2 separate regions of the Homo sapiens genome follow, and region 2 is linked to region 1. A link is an interaction called in ENCODE POLR2A ChIA-PET data of the cell type or tissue named here. Cell type or tissue: Panc1. All regions are shown on one strand. Links, peaks and the distances in the headings refer to the core of each region. The heading gives the core; the rest is flanking DNA. Region 1 overlaps FAM193B (family with sequence similarity 193 member B). Region 2 overlaps LOC100128340 (a long non-coding RNA gene).

Region 1 (14,971 bases), core at 2,633-6,632:
TCGGGAGGCTGAGGCAGGAGAATGGCGTGAACCTGGGAGGCGGAGCTTGCAGTGAGCCGAGATCGTACCACTGCACTCCAGCCTGGGCGACAGAGCGAGACTCCGTCTCAAAAGAAGAAAAAAAAAAGAATTTCGAGAATAACTATACAAGATTTTAATTGTATGTACTGACTTTCGAACCTAGCATGCAAATGAAATGAAACCGTTGTAGTAAAATTACATGTCTTGGTGCTCGCCTTGTGGTCATCATCATGGCAGGAAAAGGGACTCTATCTAGAGTTACTGTGGCACTTCGTAGCTATGGAAAGTTTCCTCTTTGCCTTAATTTCTCTGAATACCATCCTTCTCTATCCACCTTCCACCCCTGCAGTTGCCATTAAACAACTGTCTTGCTCATTGAAATGTTCCCTTGGCAGACACTGATTTAGGCTGTATCTTTTGTGAGTTCCACATGTAAAATTTCTGTCTCTCTGGTACTCTTTTTCTAAGTTCCTTGTACTTCCGAAAGTTTCATTATGCTTCTGGTACTACTGTTTGGTTCCTTTCTTTTTTGAGAAACCAAGGACCCAAGTCAGTGTAATGGTAACATTAGAGGTTTAAGGATACCCTAATGCTAACTCATTATGAGAAAGTAATTTCACGGGAGAAAAATGATGGCATTATCTTATTGGTAGGATGAGGGTGATACCCTTATTATTCCCGTAGGCCTCTGCAGACACATGTTACCCAGTGTTGGGTAAGTTTGGAAGGTATGTCAGTTAACTACCATTGCATAACAAACCACCTCCAAAACCTAGTGGTTTAAAACAATACCACTTTCTATCTCTCATGAGTCTGCTCTCGGCTGGGCTCACTCATGTTTCTCTGATCAGCTGGCCAATCAGCTGGGAAGACTTTGCTTTCTCCACAAGTCTCTCACATCCCTCCAGCAGCTAGCCTGGTCTCGCTCTCAGGCCATGGCAGAGGTTCAGGAGTGAGCAAGCCCAGCCGTGCATGGAAACAAGTGGAAATGTATACACACCTTTCAGGTTTATGGCTGGCAGCCTATTTGCTAACATCCCATTGGCCAAAGTGACATAGTCAAGCCCAGTGTCAGAGTGGGGGCAGATACAAAGTTGTAGGATATAGGAAGCTATTAATTGGAGGCATTAAATGTAATCAGTCTCCCAGTCAGGACCCCTCAATGTGAAAGCAAACCTACAGACTTATATTTGTTTTTCTTTTTTTTTTTTTTTTTTTGAGACGGAGTCTCGCTCTGTCGCCCAGGCTGGAGTGCAGTGGCGCGATCTTGGCTCACTGCAAGCTCCGCCTCCCAGGTTCAAGCGATTCTCCTGCCCCAGCCTCCCGAGTAGCTGGGACTACAGGTGCTTGCCACCATGCCCAGCTAATTTTTTTGTGTTTTTAGTGGAGACGGGGTTTCACTGTGTTAGCCAGGATGGTTTCGATCTCCTGACCTCGTGATCCGCCCACCTGGACCTCCCAAAGTGCTGGGATTACAGGCATGAGCTACCGCGCCCGGCCTGAGTTATATTTCTAAGCAAGTTTGTCACAGAAGGCAAAAAAAAAAGTCCAAATAATGACTGTATTGGGCCTATGCTATGGGCATACACAGGGTAGACACTTTACCTGCTACGCAGTGATGATCCTTACAACAACTCTGCAAGGTAGGTAGGAATTGGAGCCCAGAGAAGTTAAATAACTTGCTCAAGGTCACCCAGCCAGTATGTGTTCAGGCAGGAATTAGAATGCATATCTGTTTGATTTCAAAGCCCAGACTGTTTTCACCATACTCACTACCTCTCAGGAGCACCAACCAGAGCCTTACCTTCCCTCTGACACAATTTCCCATTGAGTTGATGCTTTCTGACTAGCTGTACAAACGCCTCCTCCAAAATGTTGCTGCGATCCTAAGGGAATTGTGCAATTCTTCAGAAAACCCACACATTCTCCTAAACTGTCCACTGACTAAAAGCATTCTTTCCTTCCAGATGGGCATTGGTCCCTGGGCTGTACAGGCAGCCCAAGAATTGTGGACACTCCCAGCCATGCCAGAGAGGGAAGGGCCATCTTCTCTTTAACCTTTAAGATTTGGGGATGTCAGAGAATTAGGATATTTGAGCATGAGTTTTGGAGCCAGACTCACTAGGGTTCAACCACTCGCTAGCTTTTAACCTTGGGCAACTCATTTAACTTCTTGAAATCTGTTTCTTCATCTTAAAAAATGGGAATAAGAACACCTCGTTTGCAGAGCTGTTACAAGGACTAAATTTTAATTATGTCTAAAAAGTGCCTAACCCAGTGCCTGGCACGTAATAAGTGGCATTACTAATATTGTTACTATTATTTTGAAGGAGAGCCTTTCCCCTCCTGGGAAACCCTGTTTCTGTCTGTTGGACAGGTCCCCCCCGCCTCCAGCCAGCCTGTGCAGACTTGCTGCCTGCTGTGTCACCGGGAACGCAAAGGCTGGGAAGAAGGCCCTTCTCAAAATGGACTGGTGTTGCAGGGTGAGAAGCTGCCCCCTGACTTCATGCCAAAGCTCGTCAAGAATCTCCTAGGCGAGATGCCTCTGTGGGTCTGCCAGAGTTGCCGAAAGAGCATGGAGGAAGATGAAAGGCAGACAGGTCGAGAACATGCAGTGGCGGTAGGTAACCGCTGACAGGGGTCCCTGAATGCAGGAGGGCTCCTCCCCAAGGAAGTCAGGCTGTTCCCTGTCCTCAGGTGGCTCTCCTTGGGCAGCTCCCATGCCCAGGCACTGAGAGACTTCTGGGCTGCACTGGCACAGCATTGGCAGCTCAAGTTCAGATTTGGGGGAAGAAGAGAAACTTCTGGCAGCCCACCGGTCAGTCCCTCAGGGTGGTCTGTGCACAGGATGAGGGCCCACTCATAGGTACTGGTAGATCACGAGCCTGCTGCCTTCGGCTCTGTGGCAGCTTGAAAGCCAACCAGTATGACATGGGAGACAGAGATGAGTTTGAGGGTCTGAAATGTGCCCTAGTTAGAAGGACAGACACTTGGGAGTCATCTAAGTCTGCTGTTTCATGAATCACGATGGCCAGACTTTCCTCATTTCTCACGTCGCTGCAGATCTTCCCTTTTACCCAGGAACAGTTTAGCTTCAGGACTCCTGGTCAAAAGGCCCTTCCTGTCATTGGCCGCTCTCTACTCCCCAAAGGCCCGCAGTTCACAGGCAGTCTCTGCCCCTACCAGAGTCTCTCTCCCCAGTCTCCACACATTGCATGTAAGTGGGACCACCGCAGCCCTTTCCCAGCAAAGGCCTGGCCCTCATTTGTTCTTATAGCTGGAGTTGTATTAATTGTGTTTTTGCTATGGCACATGGTCTGGAGGAGAAGGAGCTCCCTCAGGAAAAGCTGAGGCAGCAGAGGGTCAGCTCCGATGTTTGCTGTTTGACCGTGAGCCTTTTTCCTCCCCCTTCTCCAGATCTCCTTGTCACACACATCCTGCAAATCACAGTCTTGTGGAGATGACTCTCATTCGTCCTCGTCTTCCTCCTCATCATCCTCATCCTCGTCCTCCTCTTCCTGCCCTGGGAACTCGGGAGACTGGGATCCTAGCTCGTTCCTGTCGGCACATAAGCTCTCGGGCCTCTGGAATTCCCCACATTCCAGTGGGGCCATGCCAGGCAGCTCTCTTGGGAGTCCTCCTACCATCCCCGGTGAGTCTCCAGGCTCGGGAGAGAGCCAGGCCCTATAAATGTGGACAGCTGTGTTTTCCTATCCACTTTGTTCAAACAAATCATAAGACTGGTTACTAAAATAAGTAAAAGTGGAACTGTTCTGGTGGAAGCAGGGGCAGCTTAGACCTTGACTATTTCTGGAACTCCTTTCCCCACAACTCTGAACTTGAAAAATACTGCTAATAGAAAAACGTTTGCCTCTCAAAGTTGTCATTGGCTCTGGTAGTTCACATTGGATCAAGAGGGCATCCGGTGAGGTCTGTCTGAGTAGAAAGTGGAGTCATAGGACTTAGATCACCTGACCCCTGCAGCACCACAGAGGACCTGGGCAACCTTGTCTTCCTAGGCCTTGATTTCCCCACCTAAGGGATGGGTATAAAAGCACTGAATTTAAATGCCCAAGAGATTGGCAGTGTAAGCCGTAATAGTTATTAGCTAATTTAGCAGCTGTGTAAGTCTTCTTTGACCCTGAAATAACTCTCAGAGACCCAGAGACAAAACTCTTGGGTTATTGGTTTATTATGTAAATATGATTTACTGTCATACTTCTAAATGAAGGAGCTGAGTTCTTCAAAGTGGGTCTGCTCCCAGAATTATGAGTGTTGAGCAGTATATAATTCCATTAATTTTGGTACATAAGCTAGAGAGTCATCAGAACCTTTTTCCCACTTGTCTGAAATCTGGGGCCCTCAGGGGTCTGGCATGCCCTGCTGCTGTGGTACACGTGGCACAGAGGCAGAGCCTGGGCCTGCTGCTCCACTGGCTTCTGCAGATCATCCTCCAGGCCTGAGGAGCACCTGTGTACAAGCAGATCCTAGAGAGACCCTCAGAGACAGAATGCATATCTTCTGCTCATGCTGCAGAAAAGGCATGGGGCCTTGTGTGGAATCAGCATTCCTAGTACCTTCTTGCTTGGGCCTGGGCTCCTTGAGCCTGCTCAGCTGTGTTGCTGCCCACACAGAATCTTCTGCAGCTCCAGGGTCCCCTGTGCTGAGAGGCTGTGCCCTCTTGTCACAGAAGCAGGATGCTGTGGCAGTGAGCCTGTGGGCTTTCCTTCCCAGGTCTGGGCTCCCATTCTGACCCCTTTCTCCTCCCTCTGCCCACAGGTGAGGCTTTCCCCGTCTCGGAGCACCACCAGCACTCAGACCTCACTGCTCCCCCTAACAGCCCCACCGGCCACCACCCGCAGCCAGCATCTCTAATCCCGTCTCACCCCAGCTCCTTTGGCTCCCCACCCCACCCACACCTGCTGCCCACCACCCCGGCAGCACCTTTCCCTGCCCAGGCTTCAGAGTGCCCTGTTGCTGCTGCCACTGCCCCCCACACTCCAGGGCCATGTCAGAGCTCCCATCTACCCTCCACCAGCATGCCGCTCCTGAAGATGCCCCCACCATTCTCGGGGTGCAGCCACCCCTGCAGCGGGCACTGTGGTGGGCACTGCAGTGGGCCTCTCCTCCCACCCCCGAGCTCTCAGCCACTCCCTAGCACTCACAGGTAAGTGTGCTGCATGAAGGGCAAACTCGCTACCCACTTGAACTTAGAATTTTGGAAAATTTGGGGTTAACTTTGAGGTGGCAATTAAAAAGTAGACTATGTCTTTCCTTTCATTATTTTTCAATTGTAAAGAAGTATGTGTTTTGGCCTGGCACAGTGGCTCACACCTATACTCCTAGCGCTTTGGGAGTCCTAGGCAGGAAGATCACTTGAGCCTAGGAGTTTGAGACCAGCCTGGGCAACATGGCAAGACCCCCCTCTCTACAAAAAATTTTGAAAATTAGCCAGGCATGGTGGCATGCAACTGTAGTCCTAGCTACTCAGGAGGCTGAGGCAGGAGGATTGCCTGAACCCAGGAGTTTAGGGTTGCTGTGAGCATTGATCATGCCACTGCACTCCAGCCTGGGTGACAGAGCTTTAAAAAAAAAAAAAAAAATAGTATGTGGGGTTTTTTTGTTTTGTGTTTTGTTTTGTTTTAACTTGGAACAATTCAGAAATGTATAAGGAAAAAAATGTCTTCACAACCTAAACTTCTACCACTGTGGTATATTTTCACCATGTTTCTGTATATAAATAACATACTTAGATATTTGATATACCTTTCGTGTAGTAGTAATTTTTTAACATTATGTCATGATCATTTCCCCAGTTAAAATTCTTCAAGAAACTTTTCAATAGTCATATAATGTCTTACTGTATAGCTCAAGCATACTTTATCATTCCCCTATTCCTGGATATCTAGGCATTTCCAGTTGTTTAACCATAATGAATGAGACTGTAATAAGCATCCCTGCACCTAAATCTGTTTGAATGAGAAATCATGTCCTTCAGGGAGATTCCTAGAAGTAACTCTTAAGTACTAAGAAAGGTTATACTAACATATATTTGAAAGAGAATTCTTTGGAGAAGATAGAGGTATATTTTTATGTTAGAAATCAGATCTGTGTTTATCATGCATTTCTATCTTCCTATTGGAAAGTCTCCTGTGTCTGGCACATGCCGGGTTGACAGTGTCTGCAGTCTGCCACCCGCCGGTTTTCACTTAGCGTTGCCTCCTCAGCATATTTGTGTTCTCTTGTGGTGTTCTTAGCCTCTAGCTTCAAAGGCTGGAGAACATCGACCGCAATTCATGTTACTGTTCTCTAGTTGCTGAGCATTTGGGTTATTCGGACATTTTAACATTACCAACAGTGTCTCTAAAGATGTCTTTTCTTAAAGCCTTTTTCCTCTTTTGGATTTTTCTTGTTGGAATCAAGTTCTCAGAATGAAAAAAGTTACTAGTTAAAGGCTGTTTAGGTGTTTTTTGTTCTCTTTGAGGGTTCTTAATACACATTGAAAAACTGCTATCCAAAGGGGTCTCCAAACTGATGTAACCACCAATGAGTGCTGGTTTCCCATATTCACAAGCACACTATTTTAATTTTTCTAAAATCAATTTTGTGGCCTGGTGCCCAGCTCATGCCTATAATCCCAGCCCTTTGGGAGGCCGAGGCAGAAAGATTGCTTGAGCCCAGGAGTTGGAGACTAGCAAGGGCAACATAATGAGACTCTGTCTCTACAAAAAATTTAAAAACTAGTGGGGCATAATGTGCATGCCTCTAGTTCCAGCTACTTAGGTTGCGGGGGCTGAAGTGGGACAGGATCGCTTGAGCCTGGGAGATACAGGCTGCAGTGAGCTGACATCGTGCCACTGAACTCTAGCCTAGGCAACAAAGTGAGAGCCAGTCTCAAAATAGAAAATAAAATCAATTTTGCTGGCCAGGCGCGGTGGCTCATTCCTGTAATCCCAGCACTTTGGGAGGCTGAGGTGAGCAGATCACGAGGTCAAGAATTCCAGACCAGCCTGGCCAGCATGGTGAAACCTCATCTCTATTAAAAATACAAAAAAAAAAAATTAGCTGGGCATGGTGGCGTGTGTCTGTAGTCCCAGCTACTCAGGAGGCTGAGGCAGGAGAATCGCATGAACCTGGGAGGCGGAGGTTGCAGTGAGCCGAGGTCGCAACACTGCACTCCATCCAGCTTGGGCAACAGAGCGAGACTCCGTCTCCAAAAAAAAAAAAAAAAAATCAGTTTTGCTAATGCAATAGATAATGAATGGTTGGTTTAGAACAAACTTCTGTAAGCACCACTGATAATGATTCCTGCCACCATCTTTTTTAATCCACGTCACATGCTTAGCATCCTTTCTAGCAGCAGAGAGGGCTGCTTTGGACTGCCCTGGAAGCTGGGCCTCCACACAGCTCCTTGAGCTCCGTCCTTGCTCTCAGTTCCCCTGCCACCTCAGCCTCAGCCCAGCGTTGGGACCAGCCCAATGGGTGCTTCAGCTGCTCATGGCCCAGCCTAAGGCTTCAGCTCTTCCTGGCTCAAATTATGGGATGTTTCAGGCGTATGTCTCATTCTTACCCTGGGAAAATACTCTGTATTACAAGATATCCCAGTGCTTCCTGAAATCCAGAGGCAGAACAATACAGTGGAGAGAATATGAGCTTTGCATAGAGAGAAACGTGGGCTTGAGTTCCCCACATCTCCCCTGCCTGCACCCACCATGTACCCCTTCTCAGGGCACTGTGCACATCTCACTTTATCCTCCTGTTTATCGTGCATCATTGTCACTGTCTGTTTGCATCCTTGAGTCCTGGCCACCTGTTGGGCAAAGCAGTCAAGTACTCAGCTTCACTCTCTACCACTGCAAAGTGGGGATAATGACACTTATTTTGGAGGACTTGGGGGATGGTTAGAAATAATATGCCAAGGCCGGGCGCAGTGGCTCACGCCTGTAATCCCAGCACTTTGGGAGGCCGAGGCAGGTGGATCAACTAGGTCAGGAGATCGAGACCATCCTGGCTAACATGGTGAAACCCCATCTCTACTAAAAATACAAGAAAATTAGCCGGGCGTGGTTGCGGGCGCCTGTAGTCCCAGCTACTCGGGAGGCTGAGGCAGGAGAATGGCGTGAACCTGGGAGGCGGAGTTTGCAGTGAGCCGAGATCATGCCACTGCACTCCAGCCTGGGCGACACAGCAAGACTCCGTCTCAAAAAAAAAAAAAAAATGCCGACTCTAGAACCTGGCACAAACAGTGGCTCTTATAGTTGGTGTCCCAGAAGTCACTTGCTTTTTCTCAACTCCGTGCCCTGTGGTTAAGGCAGCTCCACCCATCTACTCCAGAGCACCAGAGTCTGCTCAGAAGCACCTTAGAAAGTGAAAGGAGACTGGCCTCATGGATAGCCCTGAGTGTTCCAGAGGAGCCTTCAGCCCACTAATGGGTTCAGGCCTATTTATTGAGCACCTGCTGTGTGCAGGGTTGTTATGCTACACACTGGGACCCAAAAACTGAAGCAACACAGCCCCTGCCCTTGAGGCGTGCAGTCCAGTTTGAGAGACAAATGCGCAAACAGACCATGACAGTGACGCACAATAAGCAGAAGATGGAGTGACGTGTGCACAGTAACCTGAGAAGGGGTGCATGGTGGGTGCAGGCAGGGGAGGCGTGGGGAAACCTTTCCAGAAGAGCCACATTTGTGTTTGGGATGGGCCTTGAGGGACAGTGCAGGTGTTCGCCCTGTTCAGGTGAGAGGTGCAATGTAGTTGGACCACCTGGGACCTCTGTGGAGTGGGGCAAGTGAAGGGCGGTCAGGATGGCAGGTGGTGGTTGGGATGCTTCCTGGGTTTCTGCATCACCCTGCCTCACCTCTGGGCCTTCCTCCCCATCATCAGGGATCCCGGGTGCAAGGGGCACAAGTTTGCACACAGTGGCCTGGCTTGCCAGCTGCCCCAGCCCTGCGAGGCAGATGAGGGGCTGGGTGAGGAAGAGGATAGCAGCTCTGAGCGAAGCTCCTGCACCTCATCCTCCACCCACCAGAGAGATGGGAAGTTCTGTGACTGCTGCTACTGTGAGTTCTTCGGCCACAATGCGGTGAGTGAGCCTGCCCAGGCTAGAGAGGGCTGGGGGCCAGCCAAGGTGAGCAAAAGGAGCACCCTGCTCTCCCCAGAGACCCCGTTGCTCACGGTGGTAATTACCGTGCTGGGGCCGTGAGTCCTTGCACCTGCGTCTGCTCGCTTGATCCTCACAGCACATTTGTGAGGTAGGGGTTTTTAAACATTTTGCTACCTTTGCTCTTCTCATGGTTTCTCTTAAGATTGACTTTTTTTCCTTAGGCAAAAGGAAAGGAAATGGCAGAGAGAAAGCTATGATTCTGATGAGTATGTATACGTGTGTAATCCCAGAGAAGTGAACGCTTGGGAGTGATGAAGGCAGAGTGGAAGCAAAAAGGCTCTCAGTCCCCCAAGTGTGACAGCCAGCCGAGGGACAGGCCGTGAGCACAGACGGCGCCAGGAAGGAGGCTCAGATCAGAGGGCATGCTGGCTCTGGCCAGGGGGAGGAAGCAGTGCAGAAGTCTCATAAGGTGAAGAGGAGAGGGCCGCTGGTTAGGGTAGAGCAGCTGAGGATAGAAGAAATGAAAGTAATTAAATTGCTAGTCACCTTTGAGCTAGGGGTTATTATCCTCATTTTAGAGATGACAAAATTGAGGCTCACAAAGACTCGGTGACTCGCCCAAGGTCATACAGCTTCCCAGTGACGAAGCCCGGGCTCCAACTTGTTTTTCTGGCTCCCCAGTCAGTGTTTGCCCAGCTCTGCCCTGTTCCCTCCTAGTCCCTTCACCCACTGCCGCCTGGATTCAGCCTGGCTGAGAGGGTGAAGCCATGTGGCCTTGGTGGCTAATGGTAGAGAGAACAGTTGTCTTGCTTCTCATCACATACTTGGTGCCCGTGGGAGGGAGTGCTGTGGGCCCCCCAGGCCCAGGGTGTAATGTCAGCACCTCCCCCCCACCCCCAGCCACCCGCTGCCCCGACGAGTCGGAACTATACCGAGATCCGGGAGAAGCTCCGCTCGAGGCTGACCAGGCGGAAAGAGGAGCTGCCCATGAAGGGGGGCACCCTGGGCGGGATCCCTGGGGAGCCCGCCGTGGACCACCGAGATGTGGATGAGCTGCTGGAATTCATCAACAGCACGGAGCCCAAAGTCCCCAACAGCGCCAGGGCCGCCAAGCGGGCCCGGCACAAGCTGAAAAAGAAGGTGGGTGTAGGGAGAGCCCAGCTCTGCCGTCTCTCCTCCCTGAGGACCCTCGCCCCAACCCCCAGGACTTCTGGGGCATGAATGATGCTGGCTGCCAAAGGCCTCAGCTTGGCTCACTGTTCTGGGAAGGTCTGAATGAGTTTGGGAGGCATCAGGGTCAGGGATCCTGGGGGCAAATAACTGGAGGAAAAAACGTGTCATGGCCTGAGAAGTTGCTTGCTGGATTCCTCCAAGCTGAGGACTTGCTTCAGTCAGTCATTTATTCATTCAGCAAACACTTCTACAAATACTGGCAGCCAAAGTGTGACACAGTTAAGTTCTCACCCAGAAGAAGCTGTCCAGTGGGGAGACTGACACAAAACTGGACAAGCATATTAGCATGTGACAAGTACTGGGATGAGGGAAGTCCCCCATCCTGCCTGGAAATGGCTTTACAAGAGGCTGACTGTGAGTACAGACTCCTCAGGAGGGCCCTCCTGGCAGCAGGCACGGCACATTCCACAGCAGCTTGACAGCCAAAACTGAGCAGAAGAGAGGCAGGATGGACAGTGTTGTTGAGGGAGGGCCTCTGAGGCCCTGCGGAAGAGCTGTGGCTTTATCCTACCGGTGAGAGAAGTCACTGAGGGTTTTAATCAAAGCATGCACTTGGTCACACCTGCATCCTAAGATTATGCCGTGGCCAAATGGAAGGTAGCTTGGAGGATTCCAGGCAGGAAGACCTCGAGTTCGATGCCTCAGGCAGGAAACGCAGGCCAAGGGAGAGATGATTGATTGTGGGGCCAGAGAAGAAGAGAGGGATTTTCAGAGGAAGCTGAAGTGATGGGCCTTTGATCTGATGGCAGGAGAGGGAGATGGAGGCAGGGATGTCTCCCAGGTGTTTGCTTGGTGACCAGCAAGATGGTGGTGCCTTTCACTGAGCCAGGATGGGATTTGCAGAAGACAGTGAATTCAGTTGAGGCATGTTGACTCGAAGGTTCCCGTGAGACATCTAAGTGGAGAAGTGCAGGGCTAGCATTTACCAGCGCAGAGATGTAATTGAAGCCAGGGGAATGAACCAGGCCTCGGGACTGAGGACAGAACCTGGTGATCTATTCCTCGGCAGCCCTCCTGCCAGATGAGCCCCAGAGCTTGATGGCTTGTCCCTTGTGGCTTCTTTACCTCTTCACCTGCCTACTCCCAACTGCATCTGCACAGTGACACGTTTAGGAGCCCAGCATCCGAAGAGATTTGGGTGTAACAACCAGCTAGTTCCAGTTCCTGGGTGGTCAAACAGCCCTAGTGCTTTGGAAAGCAGAAGTGATTCACCATCCTTTTTCAGCCCCAAGGACAACCAGGATCCTTCTCCCGCCGCCTGAAGTAGTGAGCCAAGGGGTCCCACCGCTGCCTTCTGAAGGTGGTCAGCACTGTCTTTCTCCCATGCAGTCACCTAGCCAGAAAGGTTCAGTGGGCTGCAGTAGTCTCTGGCCTTTCCTGGCTTCTTAGGACAGTGGTTCCCAGTTAGGTCCCCAGAGAGCACATCCGGCAGTTCCCAAGTCTGATGTGCTTTTCGTAAATATGTGTGCTCAGATGTCTCTTCCCCTTTACTGATAATGCTATCTTCTCTCACCTTTTCTTCTGACAAACTTTCCTTCCAAGTTCAGTTCAGCTGTTTCCTCCTTCATAGCCATCCTTGGGTAACTTCCACTGTACTCCCAACCTACCTCATATATCTGGAGGCTCTGCTCACTCATCCCACACTGCACAGCTCCTGTCTGGCAGGCCCAGGCAGAACCAGGCAGCCCTGCCTTTCCAGACTTAGTCGTGGGGCTGCAGGCAGGGACAGACACACAGTGGCAGCGTGATGCATCAAGTGATTATGGTCATTATCTCTGTAGACAGCAGCCTCCTCCCTTGTCTCCTTCCACCTCCTGGACTTCACAGTCTGGCTCTCCACCAAAGCCCAGCTGCTCCTTCTCTCCCGCCTCAGGAAATGGAAAGAGCTCAGTGTCTCTCTGCTCCCTTCTCCCACTGCCAGCCCGTGACACTCTCACCTTGTCTTTGTGTCTTCTGTCTACACGAAGGTGAGAGAGTCATGGGCTGACAGTGGGAGAAGGGAGCAGAGAGACACCCTGCTTCTTAAAAACTGCACCCCTGGCTCTGTCATCTGTGACCTCCTGCCACTCCTCCACATCCACTGAAGACTCTCCTGCCCCGTTCTCTTCTTCCCAGGTCAATCCGTTTCTCACTCACTTGAATGGAGTAAGCATTGCTAAGTATTGGTAGGAGGGCAGGCAAATTGACCCATCACTCACTCACTCACTCACCAGTACTCAATTCCTTGTCCCGCTGTCTTTCCTTCAGACCCACTCAGAAACACTGCAGCCCTGGGTTCCACCCCAGCCTGGCTCTCCCTTTCTACAGCTCAAGAAAAGCACATGAGTGAATCTGTGGCAGCCAGCCACGTGGGCTCCCGATTGCCGAGTTCCCGTGTCGCCAGGCGGGCCTCTCATGGTTCCCTGGGCTTCCTGTACCTTAGCACGTCCATTCCCCACAGTCCTTCTGTCAGGCCTCCAGTCTTCTCAAACCGCTAGGCCTTCCGAGCCCACACCTTATTTTTTGGCAAATAGCCTCACTTTTTATTTCAATGAGGAAAAAAGCCATTATACAGGGATTCTCCCACTGTTTTGCCATTCCCACCTGCAAACATACTTTCTTCCTTGTCATGAGAGTCACCCTTTTCCCGCCTAAGGCCTGTGCGGTACTTTCTTGACCCCTCAGCCCAGCAGCAGGCTCCTGGTCTAGCTTAGCCTCTCCTCCATGCTGTTCCCGTCCACATTTCATTGTGTCCACCATTCTCTTTTTTGGAAGCAAACTGCTCCTTGAGCCTGTTACCTCTCTCTCAACCCCTCCCCAGCCTCTTTCCTCTCATCACAGCCACACTTCTTGAAAAATGATGTCTGCATTCACTGTCTTCCCTTCCACCCATTAGCTCATTGCAGGCGGTTTTCTACCCACACCCTCTCCAGAGTCACCGGTGACTTTTTTGTTGCCAAATCCATCCTCCTCTGCTGTTCCTATCGTGTTAGTCCACTAGAGAATATCTGGCATTTGTGTTTGTCCTTTTCACACATTGTCTTTGGGCTCCTCTGTCCTCAGCCAGGCAGGAAAGGGCAAGGGGAGTGCCATGTTCTCCAGATGTCTTGCCTGCCCCTCTGACGTCCTTTCTGTCTCCTTTGTGAGCTCCTCGTCCTCCACTTGACCCTCCTTCATGGGGACATCTCCCTGGGAAAGAGATGCCATCTAGAAACAGCCCAATAGTGTTTCCTCCCCACCCTGTACATCCACGTCTCCAACTGCTACTGGACACCTCCTTGTGGACGTCCCACAGGTATCTCAGACTCTGCACATCCAAAGTTCAGCTTGTTGTCTTTCTCCGAACAGGCCTGCTTTCCCTTCTCTGTTGTCTGTCTAGTCAATGGCACCGCCTCCCACCCTGTTGCCTGAGCCGGAGCACTGGGCGCCCGCCTGGGGAGTGCATCATAGTGACCTGGAATAGCATGCCTGGAACTGGATCTCAGTTTGACACTTGGCTCTGCCACACTTGCTGTATGACATTGGGCAAATCACTTAACCTCTAAGCCTCAGTTTCTTCATCCATAAAATGAGAATAACAGAACCTAAGTCGTAGATTGTTGCAGGGATGAAATGGAGCGATGCATGGAAAGGTTAGGCAGAGTGCCTGGCACATGTGAGTTCTCAGGCAGTGGGGCTGCTGTGGCAGCCATAGTGGCCATCAATGTTTCTCTGACTTTTCTCATTCTGTCTCCCTACCCAGCACCAAAAGCCCTATCCATGCCACATCGCTGATAGCTCAGACCAGTCCACCGCTCTCCACCCTACTGCCACTACCTTAAAAGCCATCAGTGGCTGGACATTGCCCTCGGGCACAAACACTGTAGGGCCTGCAGGGCCCTTCACGATCAGCCCCTGCCAGCTTTATCTCTCAGCCTCTCCTTTCTGACCTTCCTGCCCACCTGCCCCACCCAACCCCCACATCCCCCAAAAAATCTGGGCTACAGCTATACCTCTGAATGATTTGCATTCCCAGAAGATACTGAGCTTTCCCATTTCCAGCCTTTCCACTTGCTATTCCTTCTCTCTAGAAAATGCTTGTCTCACTGCCTCCGGGATGATTCCACTCCCCATTCTGTGCTCAGTGCAGATCCTCCCACCTCCAGGAAGCACTCCCTGGTGAACCAGTCTGTGTTGGGAGCATCTCCTCTAGATTCCCAGATCACCCCGTGCTTTCTTCCATGCAGCACTTGTCACTGTCACTCTGAATTCAACAGGCTGTTTGCTGTTGTCTCCCTCAGCAGACTGAAGTCAGCGAGGCAGAGAATGTCTCACGTACGCTAAACTCACAGGGCCTGGCCTGCTGCCTCACAGCCTCAATGGTCGGTAAATGGTTGTCAGATGGAATTGAGAAACATAGGAACTTCTGAAGATCAGGCCTGGGTGTATTGTCCTGGCTCTGCCACTTCCTAGCCACCTCCTCCTCCTGTTCTTTCCAAAGTCGAGGTTTCTCACCTATAAGCAGAGGGTCATGATGCAGCAAAGACAGTGGCGAGGATTAAAGGAGACATCTATGGGAAGTGCTGACGGTACAGAGCAGAAAGTGTGTGTTTCTGTGCTTTCTCCTCTGGCTTCCAGAGTGTATATGGTTCCATA
Region 2 (14,971 bases), core at 4,844-8,843, 420 kb before region 1:
TAAAAAAAAAAAAAAAAAAAGCGGGGGGAGAGAGAGAGAGAGAGAGATGAAAGAAGGAAGGGAGGGAGGAAGGAAAAAATTGGGTTTACAAGTATGAGCTACTATGCCTGGCCAAGTGCCCAGAGGCTGTGTGCTGTGGGGAGTGCGGTGCCCCGACTGAGGCAGGCACAGGGTCCCAGCTCCTGTTGTCAGATGTGACAGACTCTCGGAGAATGGGAAAGCAATGCCACTTTTCCCACAAATCACTTTTGCTTTGGAAAATATTTTTCACAAAAAGATGCTATTTATGTTGCTCTGTAATGGTCTTGTTTCTGTTATTTGAAAACAGATTAATAAATATTTTAAATGTGACTCAGCTTCCATTTCTTTTCATTGTTGTTAGTCATGGTTCCTTTTATTCTCTTTTCCCTCAGCTCTATTCAGGTATAACTGATCAACATTGTATATGTTTACACTTTACAATGTAAATTAAAATTAAATTTCTAAGCCCCTCAATGAACTGAACGGATCCTCCTCTCAGCCAAGGGGACCCAAATAAACCTGAAAACTTCATTCAGGCCATGAGGGAGAAGAGGGGTCGGGCACGCCTCAGTATTCCCTCCACCCTTTGTGGTTCAGACCCAACTGAGCAGCAGTGACATGAAAATAGAGATCCTAAGACTGACGGAAGAAACGCCTTGTAGCAATAAGATACCCAACTTCCAATGCGCTCTGGTATAGCATCACCTGAAAGCAGGTCCTGAAGGAAGTCTGAGTATTTTACCCCGAGACAGATTTCTCTGACATTTTTTGGAATGGCCCAACACAGCTGTCTCTTTGTGGGAAATTTGCAATCTGTAGAGCATATGGCTCCATCACTAGGTCTTTCCAGAAAGTCTGTTACCTTTTAAGTCCAATAAGAGACGTTTACGTCTATCCTCTCTGAAGCCCTCTGCCTGGAAGTGTCATTTACGTGACAAGAACCTTGGCTCCCACAACTTCCCAAACTCCCACCCCCGACCACACCATGTTACCTAATTGAAGCTGATTTCAACTTTTAAGACAGAGTTTAACCCTTTCAACCAACTGCCAATCAAGAAACCTTTGAATCCAACTGTGACCTGGAACCCACCCCCAGCACGCCACCCGATTCCCCAGACAGAAGGCATGGAAGCCATGCATCCAGGACCCCCCAGCCCCATACGCCTTGCTCTATGCAGATCATTTCTAATCAAATTGTAAATATAGCCCTTTTCTGAATTCTCTGAGTCATTTCTAGTGAAGTTTTGAACCTGAGGAAGTCATGGTAATCCTTGAATTTATAGCCAGTTTGTCAGAAGTGCAGGTGGCTTGGGGACTCCCAAAGTTCAGCTGGTGTCTGAAGTAAGGGCAGTTTTGTGGGACTCAGCTCTGGAGTTGTGGAATCTGGTGCTAACCCTGAGTGGTGAGGGTCGGAACTGCCTTGCAGTCCACCCGGTTAGGCTCCACATATACGCTGTGGAGTAATGGGGACGGCATTCCTTGTTGAGAAAGCTTACACCTGCAACTCTGCTGTCTAGGCGGAGTATAACACCAGCGGAAACAGACGTGGGCACAGACACACGGCCGCCCCACACAAATCCCACCCCACACAGACACACCCCACCGCCCACGCGCACAAACTCATACCAGCTAAAGGAAACGCAACTGCTTGTGGAAACACGGTCACAGTGCTTTACCTGGAAAATAATGTTCCTTCATCACCACCAATCCTCATTCTAACCAGAAAGCTGGAGTCAGGGTGGCTCCCCAGACGAAAGCCAGCAAGGAAGACTCACCTTCCCTATCATCTAGATTTCTCCTTCACAAGTGGCACATGCAGAATATGCATGAATTTTCCCCTCTGAGGCCACCTACAGTGACAGAAAAGAAGGCACTACAGTACCATAGGTTCCGATGTGTTCTCTAAGCACAGGTGGGTTTTTTTTTTTGTTGTTTGTTTGTTTGTTTCTTCCTGTTGACTTTATAAAACAAGAGGATAAATAGGGGTCAAGTCAAAGGAATCTATTTTTTTCTTTTTTCTTTTTTTTTTTTTTTGAGACAGAGTCTTGCTCTGTCCCCCAGGCTGGAGTGCAGTGGCGTGATCTTGGCTCACTGCAACCTACGCCTCCCAGGTTCAAGCGAATTCTCTGCCTCAGCCTCCTGCATAGCTGGGACTACAGGCACGTGCCACCACGCCTAGCTAATTTTTTGTATTTTAGCAGAGACGGGGTTTCACCATGTTGGTCAGGATGGTCTCTATCTCCTGGCCTCATGATCTGCCCACCTTGGCCTCTCAAAGTGCTGGGATTACAGGCGTGAGCCACTGTGCCCGGCCAAGTCAAAGGAATCTAAAAGCAAGGGTAGAGAAAACCTACTCCTGTCATAGGGCAGACTTTTGCTGGAGAATGTGTCTGTCATGTCTATTGTTTTTTGTTTTTTTTGTTTGTTTGTTTGTTTTTTGAGGTGGAGTCTCCGTCAACCAGACTGGAGTGCAGTGGTGCAATCTCGGCTCACTACAACCTCCACCTCCCGGGTTCAAGAAGTTCTCTTGCCTCAGCCTCCCAAGTAGCTGGGATTACAGGCATGTGCCACGACGCCTGGCTAATTTTGGCATTTTTAGTAGAGATGGGATTTCGCCATATTGACGAGGCTGGTCATGAACTCCTGACCTCAGGTGATCCACTCGCCTAGGCCTCCCAAGTGCTGGGATTATAGGCCACCACGCCCGGCCTGTCATGTTTATTTCAATCAGCAGTTGCAAAATTATTAACCCACGGAGGAAATAATTGCTACTGAGGAAAAGGCTCTCTATGCACAGTGAAGAACCTGACACAACCCAGCTTATGTGCCCTCCTGAATCAGGCCTCGTTTGGTAAGAGACTTCTTTCCCAAGCCCTTGAGGAAACAGCCGCTAACCTCTGTAATGTATGTGGCCACGTTTCCATAACTGAACTCAATTGATAAAACAGCAAAGCACCACTTCTACCTCAGAAAAAGAAAGACAATCTTAACCTGGCATTAGATGGGACCCCTCATCTGTCCTGCCACTAGGAAGCCACTGTAATTCATCCTCTGGAGGAGCTGGGTGGACGGGGCGGTGGTGGGACATCGGGATGCTGCCCGTGCATGGCCCCACCCCAGCTGGACATGAGAGTTGCAAAAACAAGGTGCTAGACGCAAGCTATAACCGACCATGCCGAGTTCACGTTTGTCCCGTCCCTAGGTTGTGTATGTGCCAGGATTTGAGCACTTCTAGGGCATATGCTGACAACGTTATCGAATACCACAAACCATCGCCTCAGTTCCTAGTTTTGGGTCAGATACTGAGAATCAGTCCTAGCACTGACAGAGATTGACAGTTGTCCTTGTCTCCCAACATTCAGAATCTGTGAGCTGCCCAGAGGCATCTGGACTTTCTATGTGCTTTTAATGCATCCCTCAGCATGGCCAGAATGAAGACATCAGAAAATACCAATTGTTGGAGAGGCTGGGGAGCAACCAAACTGTCTTCCTCAGCTGGCGTGATATCCGTTGCACGCTCCACCTGGGAAACTCTGTCAGTAGCTGCTGAAAGTGGACAAGCACATCTGCGATGACCGGCGACCCCTTGGGTGGAGAATATCCGGCAGAAAAGAGCGTGTGTGCTCCCCAAAGACACTCACAGGAAAGCAGCACTTTCATCACCTCCCAAAGCCATAACCACCCAAACCCTCACTGACAGTAGAACCTGTGAACAGATTCTAGGACATTTCAGCCCTGGCACGCTATGTCCCCGCGGGAAGGACAGATCCTTAAACACATGCGACAACGTGGGCCAATCTCGCAAAACAGAGTAAATGAAGCTCACACAAAAGGAGTCCTGATCTCCTTTATTTCCAAGGAGGCTGCAGTTACCCTTGATGGGGAGGCTCACCACAGGAAGCTGGCCGCAGAAGACTTATCGGGGATGGCTTCCAGTCATGGGTTTTGTTGTGGTTTTCATTTCAATCTGGTTAATGATTAAATTTCATGAAAATTCATTGAGCTGTACATTTATGACAGGAATGACTTTTTGCTATGTATACAATATTTCAATTAAAAGTAAAAAAAAAAGAAGAAATAAACAGCATGTCTCAAACACATTATGAAAATCTCAGCTGGGCGCGGTGGCTCACACCTGTAATCCCAGTACTTTGGGAGGCCGAGGCGGGCGGATCATGAGGTGAAGAGATCGAGACCCATCCTGGCCAACGTGGTGAAACCCTGTGTCTACTAAAAATACAAAAATTAGCTAGATGTGGTGGTGGGCGCCTGTAATCCCAGCTACTCGGGAGGCTGAGGCAGGAGAATCACTTGAACCCTGGAGACAGAGGTTATAGTGAGCTGAGATCATGCTACTGCACTCCAGCCTGGCAACAGAGCGAGATTCCGTCCCAAAACAAAAACAAAAACAAAAGAAGAAAGAAAGAAAATCTCAGCAGATATGGAGTGGCAGGTAGGGTAGCTGAAGGATCTGTCATAAACCCAGAGTCACACGACTGTACCCAAGTGCAGAGATGGCATCAGGACTTTTAGAGTAACTGTCTTCACAGCACCAGAAAGCCCCAGATTGCTGCAGGACTCTCCAGCACTCACACCTATTTAACCACAGGGCAGAATACTCCCAAAACAGCACTGACAAGCGCTTATCTGGTTCAACGGAGGGTGGAAGAGGAGAGGGTTGGGATCAACAGGTACCTGACTACCTCACACATCCAGGTGCCAGCAATGGTCCCAGGAGGCTGGGACCTTCTTTCTCCTTGGTCAGATCACAATGCTCCTATAAATCTTTAACAAACCACAGTTAGCTGTTTACATACTTTCCATTAATCCCACAGTTAGTTGCAAAAACTACATGATTACCGCTTTTGCGTTTTATCTTAGCGCTCTAAAATTATGCTAGCTTATATGCAGGGATGAGAAAAAGCCCATTAAATAAAAATGGAGTCAGTTTTGTTAGCACTTTTCCTGTTTCACTGTTGCAGGATCATGGCTCCTTTCTGAGAAAAACCACAGGAAAACTTGACCATGTACACGTGGAACCTAATAAGTGCTGACTCAATGTCACCATGGCCATCATTCCCTCTACCACGCTCCCTCCTCAGTGTCACCATGGCCATCATTCCCTCTGCCACACTCCCTCCTCAATGTCAGCCATGGCCATCATTCCCTCTGCCACGCTCCCTCCTCAATATCACCATGGCCATCATTCCCTCTGCCAGCTCCCTCCTCAATGTCAGCCATGGCCATCATTCCCTCTGCCACGCTCCCTCCTCAGTGTCACCATGGCCATCATTCCCTCTGCCACGCTCCCTCCTCAGTGTCACCATGGCCATCGTTCCCTCTGCCACGCTCCCTCCTGAATGTCAGCCATGGCCATCGTTCCCTCTGCCAGCTCCCTCCTCAATGTCAGCCACGGCCATCGTTCCCTCTGCCACGCTCCCTCCTGAATGTCAGCCATGGCCATCGTTCCCTCTGCCAGCTCCCTCCTCAATGTCAGCCATGGCCATCGTTCCCTCTGCCACGCTCCCTCCTCAGTGTCAGCCACGGCCATCGTTCCCTCTGCCACGCTCCCTCCTCAGTGTCAGCCACGGCCATCGTTCCCTCTGCCACGCTCCCTCCTCAGTGTCACCACGGCCATCGTTCCCTCTGCCACGCTCCCTCCTCAGTGTCACCACGGCCATCGTTCCCTCTGCCACGCTCCCTCCTCAGTGTCACCACGGCCATCGTTCCCTCTGCCACGCTCCCTCCTCAGTGTCACCACGGCCATCGTTCCCTCTGCCACGCTCCCTCCTCAGTGTCACCACGGCCATCGTTCCCTCTGCCACGCTCCCTCCTCAGTGTCACCACGGCCATCGTTCCCTCTGCCACGCTCCCTCCTCAGTGTCACCACGGCCATCGTTCCCTCTGCCACGCTCCCTCCTCAGTGTCACCACGGCCATCGTTCCCTCTGCCACGCTCCCTCCTCAGTGTCACCACGGCCATCGTTCCCTCTGCCACGCTCCCTCCTCAGTGTCACCACGGCCATCGTTCCCTCTGCCACGCTCCCTCCTCAGTGTCACCATGGCCATCGTTCCTTCTGCCACGCTCCCTCCTCAATGTCAGCCATGGCCATCGTTCCCTCTGCCAGCTCCCTCCTCAATGTCAGCCATGGCCATCGTTCCCTCTGCCACGCTCCCTCCTCAGTGTCACCATGGCCATCGTTCCCTCTGCCACGCTCCCTCCTCAGTGTCACCATGGCCATCGTTCCCTCTGCCACGCTCCCTCCTCAGTGTCACCATGGCCATCGTTCCCTCTGCCACGCTCCCTCCTCAGTGTCACCATGGCCATCGTTCCCTCTGCCACGCTCCCTCCTCAATATCACCACGGCCATCATTCCCTCTGCCACGCTCCCTCCTCAGTTTCACCATGGCCATCATTCCCTCTGCCACGCTCCCTCTTCAGTGTCACCACGGCCATCATTCCCTCTGCCAGCTCCTTCCTCAATGTCAGCCATGGCCATCGTTCCCTCTGCCACGCTCCCTCCTCAGTGTCACCACGGCCATCATTCCCTCTGCCACGCTCCCTCCTCAGTGTCACCACGGCCATCATTCCCTCTGCCACGCTCCCTCCTCAGTGTCACCATGGCCATCATTCCACCTCCAGGTGAGTCAGCATTGGCACCATTGAGGACAGATGATAATCATTTTCCACAACAATGACAATCACAACCAATCTCACCGGCCAGTGTGTTGTGGCCACCGCCAGATCCCCAGGGAGGCCTCACAATGGGGACTCTTCCATGGGGACCGGCCATCTGCCTGCTCCACGTCTTCTCATTTGCTTTTCTTAAGCTTCTCACATCTCTCCAATAGCCAGAGAGAGTACCGCGCACCAAAGGGTTAGCTATGAGGCCTGACCCAAGACAGGAGGAAAAGTGGTTCAAAAGTTCTAGCACACTAGGGTGTTCCTCTCCATTGTGGGTGACTTCGCTTGTTCCTGACACACTTCACACCCATGGCGTCTGTGTCTGGGAGGCTGTTCAGATCCACGGCTGCTGCTGAGGGTGCTCCGCATACTTCACAGGACTTCATTTTCTTTCCCCAGAAACACTCTGAAGTCACACAGTGAGTGGCGCACCTCATCACTGACGCTAAATCCCGACTCCTCTTGCTCCTCTTGACAGTCTCGAGGTCTTGCCATTCACGGCCTCAGAAAGCCGGCACAGCCGTCTCAGGCCAGGCCTGTTTTCTCCTGCAGTACGTTCTCGTGTTTTTATTTTTCCTTTTTTTGAGACAGAGTCCTCGCTCTGTCACCCAGGCTGGAGTGCAGTGGCGTGATCTCGGCTCACTCCGAGCTCCGCCTCCCGGGTTCACGCCATTCTCCTGCCTCAGCCTCCCGAGTAGCTGGGACTACAGGCGCGCGCCACCACGCCCAGCTAGTTTTTTGTATTTTTAGTAGAGACGGGGTTTCACCGTGTTAGCCAGGATGGTCTCCATCTCCTGACCTCATGATCCGCCTGCCTCAGCCTCCCAAACTGCTGGGATTACAGGCGTGAGCCACCGCGCCCAGCCAAATAAATCTTTAAGAGATTTTGAAGAGTCTTCACAAATTTTATGTCAATGTGGATATAGCTAATGACTCACATACATTAGCATACATATTTTTGATAATTCAATAAATTTTATTCCCAAGTACGTACAGATTTTATTTCCAAGATGATGATAAGAAAATTGGAAGATGGGAAATACTTTTTAGCAACATGGTTTTTCACTTGTGTATCTGCTAAAATCCTGGGGTGTCACATAGACACGCTAAACCTCGTCTCTACTAAAAACACAAAAAATTAGCTGGGCGTGGTGGCGGGTGCCTGTAGTCCCAGCTACTCAGGAGGCTGAGGCAGGAGAATGGCGTGAACCTGGGAGGCAGAGCTTGCAGTGAGCCAAGATCACGCCACTGCACTCCAGCCTGGGCAACAGAGTGAGACTCTGTCCCAAAAAAAAAAAAAAAAGGAGGAGGGGAATGAAAGGAGATGAAAGAGGAGATAAATTACATTCAGATGGTGGCCTCTTCTGTCGGCATTAAATTGGCCAAATGACCTTCAGGGTGTCCAGAGCAGCAGCGGTGATGGGGCAGCCATGGGAAGGAAAGGGGAGAGTTAGAGTCGAGGGGCCATTTGGGCCCCGCTGTCCTGGGGCTGTGACGCCAACCCCAGAGGCTCTAGTGTGCTCATCTCTAGAGTCCTCTCCACAGCCTGGATCACTTCCTCCCTACAGCGAGGGAGGGGCCTCTGATTTCCCACATGCTTTCCCAGCCTTCAAATTCCATAACCCTCAAATTCCCCAGGGAGGGGAGGCCCGTGTCATCCCCTTTCCCCAGGAGGCGGCCACTGTCTCCATGATGCTCTGTGCCTGGCACAGACTTCCCTCTCTGCTCTAACCGTTAGGGCCTGATTTTGTTCTCCTGATTGATGCCCGTTTCCTTTCTCCATGTCAACCTCCACCAGTGCTACTGGTCTCCAATAGAACAACATTGGAAAGAAGGGCACTGCCAGTCCTTCCAGTAAATCCATGGATCCCACCCTAGGTCAGGGACATGGCCACAGGCCTGGGTTGTGTTGGGATCTGTGAGAGATGATGATGACCAAAGCCTGGGATGACCCTGGAAATGTAAACTATTCAAGCCTAACAAGAATCCCACTAGCATCTCAATGATTGGCAAGGACAGAACGGGATTCCAGGGAAAGCCCGTTTTCCCATTGCCTTAATCCGCAGGTGAAGCCGTGGTTGTTAGCATATGAACGAAGGGGCCCTGCCAGGGTTTGCCTGAGCTGTGGGAGGACTGGGCGGAAGGGCACCTGGCCGGCCTGACCCAGGGAACACGCTGGGCCTGATGGCAGCGTGGGGAACAGGACAAGGCTGCCAGGCCAGAGCAAAGGGCGTGACAAAAAATTGAGCCCTGTGCCGGCTGCCCAGTGGCCCCGTCCTGGGCGTGGTGGATTCCTGGAGCCAGGTCACGGGGAGGGTGAGAGCCAGTGCCTGCAGCAACACAGCAGCCCCTCCACGCATGTCCCCTAGGATTCCTGCCAGCCACGGAGGGCCTCGGTGACAGCTGGACACTGACTTCTCAAATGAAACCCAATTAAGGCTTCATTCCTAACCCAAGGATTTGGGATTGGGTGAGGAGTGGCCAGAAACATGCTGAAGCGTGGGCTTCCCCTCGCGACCCCACGGCGGGTGAAGCGTGGGCTTCCCCTCGTGCCTCCACAGCCGGGGCATACATATTCATCCCAGAGGAAGGATTCTCTGCATCATCCAACCCTGTGGGTGCCTTTCAACCCGGAGCCGATGGTGAGGACGGGACAGGAAGGTGCTGCTGCAGGTCCCAAGGGTGCAGAGGGAGAGGGTGGACTCCTCCCACCTCCTGGCACACACGTGGGAGACTTTGTCTCCAGGGAGACTTAGGGGCTGTGAGGGGCTGTGTCCCACATCACTCCCCGCATAGCACCAAATGCCACACCCACATACTAATCCCGTGTTCTCCATTCACAAAGGATGCCATCCCATCAAAACCCAAGGATTTAGTGCTTTCTGTGGCACAGGCAGGAAAGATCTGGTTTTCTGCAAAAGGTCATCTTTAAACACCAGAGCAAGAAATGAATATGACAAGCAGAGCACACACAACATCCATGCAAACACAACCTCTTAGGACTCTGTCTTAATTAAAATACAAAAGGAGGCCGGGCTCGGTGGCTCTTGCCTATAATCCCAGCACTTTGGGAGGCCGAGGTGAACAGATCTCGAGTCCAGGATTTCAAGACTAGCCTGGGCAACATGGCGAAACCCTGTCTCTACAAAAAGTACAAAACTTAGCCAAGCATGGTGGCATGCACCTGTATTCTCAGCTACTTTCTGGAGGCTGAGGTGGAACGATTGATTGAGCCCAGGAGACGGAGGTTGAGCCACAGTGGCACACTGACTGCACTCTAGCCTGGGTGACAGAGTAAGACCCTGTCTCCAAAAAGAAAAAGAAAAAAAAAAGGAATAAATCAGACTTCTGCACCTGGCTCCTTTTCCATTTACTGATTTTATAGCCCCAATCCTACTGCGCCCGTAAGAACCCTCTGCACAGGCCCCACCTGGAGTCCTTCTCTACCTGAAGAGGCTTCATCCTTATGGCTGCAGTCAGGCAAGCTGTCCTTGAGCCCATCTGTAGAGACACAAACATCAGCAGAAAGGTGATTCCAGAGAGTTACTCACCCAGCTCTTCTACTCTATGTGCAACCACGTGGAGGACACAAGGTCTCCTGCCTTGTCCTGTGTCCTCAGATTCTCCCTGTGCTCTGTGGACTCAGAGGCTGTCAACAAGGCACGGCTCATAGTCGAGAGCCTTCAGGTGAGAGGGAGGAGCTGACGACATTCCCTTCCAGCTGTACACTTCCACTGGACCATTACGGCTCTCACCTGCAAACCGATAACCCTGAAATTCCAGCTTTGATGCATGTGCTTTGAGTTAGATGAGTTCAGTGAACACAACTGATGCGAGGCTCACAGAAGCTGCATGAGAGAAGGTTCTGGGAGGATGGAAATGTTTTCTGCAGTATAGACATATGGCTACTGTGCACTCAAAGTATAGCTCTGGTGAGGAGGTCCTGAATTTTAAATTTTACTATTTTATTTTTGAGACAGGGTCTTGCTCTGTCACCCAGGCTGGAGTGCAGTGGTGCGATCTCAGCTCACTGCAACCTCCGCCTCCCAGGTTCAAGCGATTCTCCTGCCTCAGCCTCCCAAATAGCTGTAACTACAGTTGTGCACCAACACACCCGGCTAATTTTTGTATTTTTAGTAGAGACAGGGTTTCACCTTGTTGGCCAGGCTGGTCTTGAACTCCTGACCTCAGGTGATCTGCCCACCTCGGCCTCTCAAAGTGCTGGGATTACAGGCGTGAGCCACCGCACCTGGCCTCCTCCTGACACTTTTACAAAACATTTTGCTGACCAAGAACGATACAGAAATTTTGTCTCCAGTGTTCAAATATGCATGTCAAGGAGGAAAACAAATTCTGAAGGAACTTTTTTAAAAGGCAACTACCTGAAAAACTGTGATAAAATATGTGTAACACGAAATTTCCCATCTGCATCATTTCAAGTGTTCAGTAATGTTAAGAGCCTTCAATTGGCATGCTACCATCACCTCCATCATCTCCGGAGGTCGTTCCTCATCCTCACTGAAACTCTGCCTGTTAAACAGCCACTCCCCTTTCCCTCCTCCCTCCAGCCCCTGGCTTCCTACTAGACCTAGTATACTTCAAGCATGCCCCTGTATACTTCATAGACACATTCTACTTTGTGTCTCTATGAAATATACTAGGTACTTCATGTGAGTGGAAATACACAATATTTGTCCTTTTGTGTCTGCCTTATGTCATTCAGCATAGTCCTCAAGATTCATTTATGTTGAGGCCTAGGTCCAAATACCCTTTTTTTGTAAGGTTGAATAATATTCCATTGTATGTACATACCGCATGTTATTGATCCCTTCGTCTGTCAATGGATATGAGTTGCTCCCACCTTTTATCTATTTTGAATAACACGGCTATCAACAGGGATGGGTGTCTCTTTATTTCCTTGCTTTCAATTTTTGGGGGATATAAACCCAGAAGTGGAATTGCTGGAGCGTCCCTAGGTATAATTTCCGAGGAACTGCCTTACTGTTTACTAGAGGGGCGGCACTATTTTACATTCCCACCAGCAGCGCACAAGGGTTCCAGTCTCTCCACATCTTCACCAACATTCGTTATTTTCTGGGTTTTCTTTGATACTAGTCAATGTAGTAGGAGTGAAATGGAATCTCGTTGTCATTTCCATCTGCCTAATGATTAGTGATGCTGAGTATGGAAAAATGTCCATTCAAGTCCTTTGCTCGTTTGCTTTTTTTTTTTTAAGACAGAATCTCACTCTGTCACCCAGGCTGGAGTGCAGTGGCGTGATCTCGGCTCACTGCAACTTCCACCTCCCAAGTTTAAGCAAGTCTCCTGCCTCAGCCTCCCAAATAGCTGAGATTACGGGCACGTGCCACCACACCCGGCTAATTTTTGTAGTTTTACTAGAGACGGGTTTCACCGTGTTGGCCAGGCTGGTCTCAAACTCCTGACCTCAGGTGATCTGCCTGCCTCGGCCTCCCAAAGTGCTGGGATTACAGGCATGAGCCACCGTGCCCGGCCTTACTCATTTCTGAATTTGACTGTTAGGTTTTTGTTATTTTAATTGAAGTGTAATATTCATACAGAGAAGCCACCAGTCCCCAGAGGGCAGCTTGGTAAATTATCATAGAGTGAATACGTCTGGGACACCAGCCCTCAGATCAAGAAATAGAATAATACCAGAGCCACCCTCCCCCAGAGCACTAAGATCATCGCTATCCTGACTTCTCACCAGATGTTTCTTTGGCCTGTTTTAGGGCTTCGCAGAAACACAATCGTGCCGTACGCATTCATTTGTGTCTGGCTGCTTCTGCTCAACATTATGTTGCTGAGATTCACCAACTGTGCATGGCGGCTGTTAATCCATTTTCAGTGCTGTAAGAACTTTACTCTATAAATATATTGAGAGGTACTTATCCATTCTCCTGTTGGAAGTTGGGGCTATTGTGAAGGGTGCTGGTATAAACATTCTAGTGCACGTCGCACGTCATTTGGTGAACACGTGCACAGTGCACAGTTCTTTTGGGTCTATGCACAGGAGTGGAATGTGGGGATCACAGGTGTGGTCTCCTTTAGTAGGTATTACCCAGGGGTTTTCCAAAGTAGTTGTGCTATTTTACATTCCCAATAGTATATGAAGTTTCAGTTACTCCACATTCTTGCCCAAACTTGGTATCAACAGTGTTTTTAATTTTAGCCATTCTGGTAGGTGTAATATTGATTTCTCACTGTGGTTTAAATTTGATGGCTTATGAGGCTGAGCATGTTTTAAATGCTTTTTGGCCATTTGGATGTTCATTTGCTCTTTCCTCTCCCTCCTTCCCTCCCTCCTCCCTCCCTCCCCCCTCCTCCCTCCCTTTCTTCTTTCCCTTTTGTGTCCCTCTTCATTTCTTTCACCCATTGTCCTATTGGTCTGCCAGCTTTTTTCTTAATTTTTTAAAAAATTTATTTTACTTTAGGCCAGGCGCGGTGGCTCATGCCTGTAATCCCAGCACTTTGGGAGGCCGAGGCAGGTGGATCACGAGGTCAGGAGATCGAGACCATCCTGGCTAACACGGTGAAACCCCGTCTCTACTAAAAATACAAAAATTAGCTGGGCATGGTGGCATGTGCCTGTAGTCCCAGCTACTCGGGAGGCTGAGGCAGGAGAATGGCGTGAACCCAGGAGGCAGAGCTTCCAATGAGCTGAGATCACGCCACTGCAATCCACCTGGGCGACAGAGCGAGACTCCATCTCAAAAAAAAAAAAAAAATTTACTTTAAGTTCTGGGATACATGTACAGAACGTGCAGGTTTGTTACATAGGTAAACATGTGCCATGGTGGTTTGCTGCACTTATCAACCCATCACCTAGGTATTAAGCCCCCGCATGCATTTTTATTAACTTACAGGAATTCTCTTTATACTCTACATGTAATTTATCTTTTCACCCTCCTCCATTCCCCACCTCTTTTTTTTAAGAGACAGAGTCTCACCCTGTCACCCAGGCTGCAGTGCAGTGGCACAATCATGGCTCACTGCAGCCTCAGCCTCCCAGGCTCAAGTGTTCCTCCTGCCTCAGCCTCCCAAGTATCTGGGACCACAGGCATGCACCACCATGCCCAGCCAATTTTTCATTTTTTGTAGAGACGAGGTCTTGCTAAGCTGCTCAGGCTGTTCTCTAACTCCTGACCTCAAGTGATCCTCCCGCCTTGGCCTCCCAAAGTGCTGGGATACAGCGTGAGCCACCACACCCGGCCCCATCTTTTTACTCTTATTGATGAAAAAATTCTTAATTTTACTATCATCCAATGTATCAATCATTTTCTTTGGGGATAGTGTTTTGTCTTATTGAAGAAATTTTTACCTGCCTCCTAAGGAGCCTTAAAAATCTCCATATGCCCACAAAGCCCCACTGTTCTAACGTCTATTTTGTGCTAGAAAATAAACGAGGCACTGTCCCAGAGGCTATGCCTATCTTGTGGGAAAACTGTCTTCATCATCATTTGCTAAGATGGGAGATGATCGGGATGAGGACAATCTCCATGGCTCCCGGCATCTGATCCCTTCCTGCATTAGAGAGAGTGGGCCTGATGCCATCGTGGGCCCAGCCCCACCTGCACCCCACGGGGAAAGGGCAAGAGGAATGGAGAAGGTGTGGTGTCCTTGGGCAGAGCCAGCCCAGAGATGTGGCTCTGCAAACAGAATGAGGGTACAGATGAGTCTGCCTGCATCGCCATGGGGCTCCGGGGGCTGCAGGAGGTGGGAGAGAAGCAGGTAGAGGAGGGATCCAGCAGGAAGAAGAGCAGAGCATTCTCCCTGGAAAGGGAGAAAGAAGGACGCACCTGGCCGGGCGCGGTGGCTCAGGCCTGTAATCCCAGCACTTTGGGAGACAGAGGCAGGCGGATCACGAGGTCAGGAGATGGAGACCATCCCGGGAGGCGGAGGTCCCAGGAGTCTGGTGATACCCTGTCTCTACAACAAATACAAACATTAGCTGGGCGTGATGAGAGGCACCTGTAATCCCAGCTACTCAGGAGGCTGAGGCATGAGAATCGCTTGAACCTGGGAGGCAGAGGTTGCGGTGAGCGGAGATCGTGCCACTGTACTCCAGCCTGGGTGACAGAGCGAGACGCTGTCTCAAAAAAAAAAAAAAAAAAAAAGGACGCACCTTTCATTTAACAGCTCAGTGTTCCAGTGACCGGAGGTGAGGTCGCAGCTGCTGGTCCCACAGAGCCTGTCTCTGGCGTTAGTTGTTTAGATGTCAGAATTGGTGAAAAGTTTGAGATTGTAC

Evidence for each region. ChIA-PET counts read pairs that join two places held together with the same protein. Peaks named below come from ENCODE experiments on the same cell type or tissue, not always from the same donor. Only the 100,000 strongest peaks of a DNase experiment are listed, where the experiment ranks them.
Region 2: POLR2A ChIA-PET joins it to region 1 with 6 read pairs; 2 of 35 experiments call an interaction of 5 or more read pairs at or near these places.

Annotation. Positions count from the first base shown.
Region 1 is chr5:177,526,575-177,541,545 of GRCh38, reverse strand. It overlaps FAM193B (family with sequence similarity 193 member B), which reads left to right. Exons shown (of 9, transcript NM_001190946.3): 2 at 2,399-2,641; 3 at 3,439-3,673; 4 at 4,801-5,188; 5 at 8,905-9,103. Among named protein-coding and RNA genes, the nearest start is that of DDX41, 17 kb to the right of the region's middle. In Panc1, for the core only: no CTCF peak of the experiment used is centred there; no DNase peak of the experiment used is centred there; H3K4me3 peaks cover 347 bases; H3K27ac peaks cover 2,888 bases.
Region 2 is chr5:177,952,844-177,967,814 of GRCh38, reverse strand. LOC100128340 (a long non-coding RNA gene) reads right to left here. Exons shown (of 4, transcript NR_149047.1): 3 at 10,153-10,206; 4 at 8,015-8,096. Among named protein-coding and RNA genes, the nearest start is that of PROP1, 36 kb to the left of the region's middle. RefSeq lists enhancers at 1,079-1,579, 9,230-9,749. In Panc1, for the core only: no CTCF peak of the experiment used is centred there; no DNase peak of the experiment used is centred there.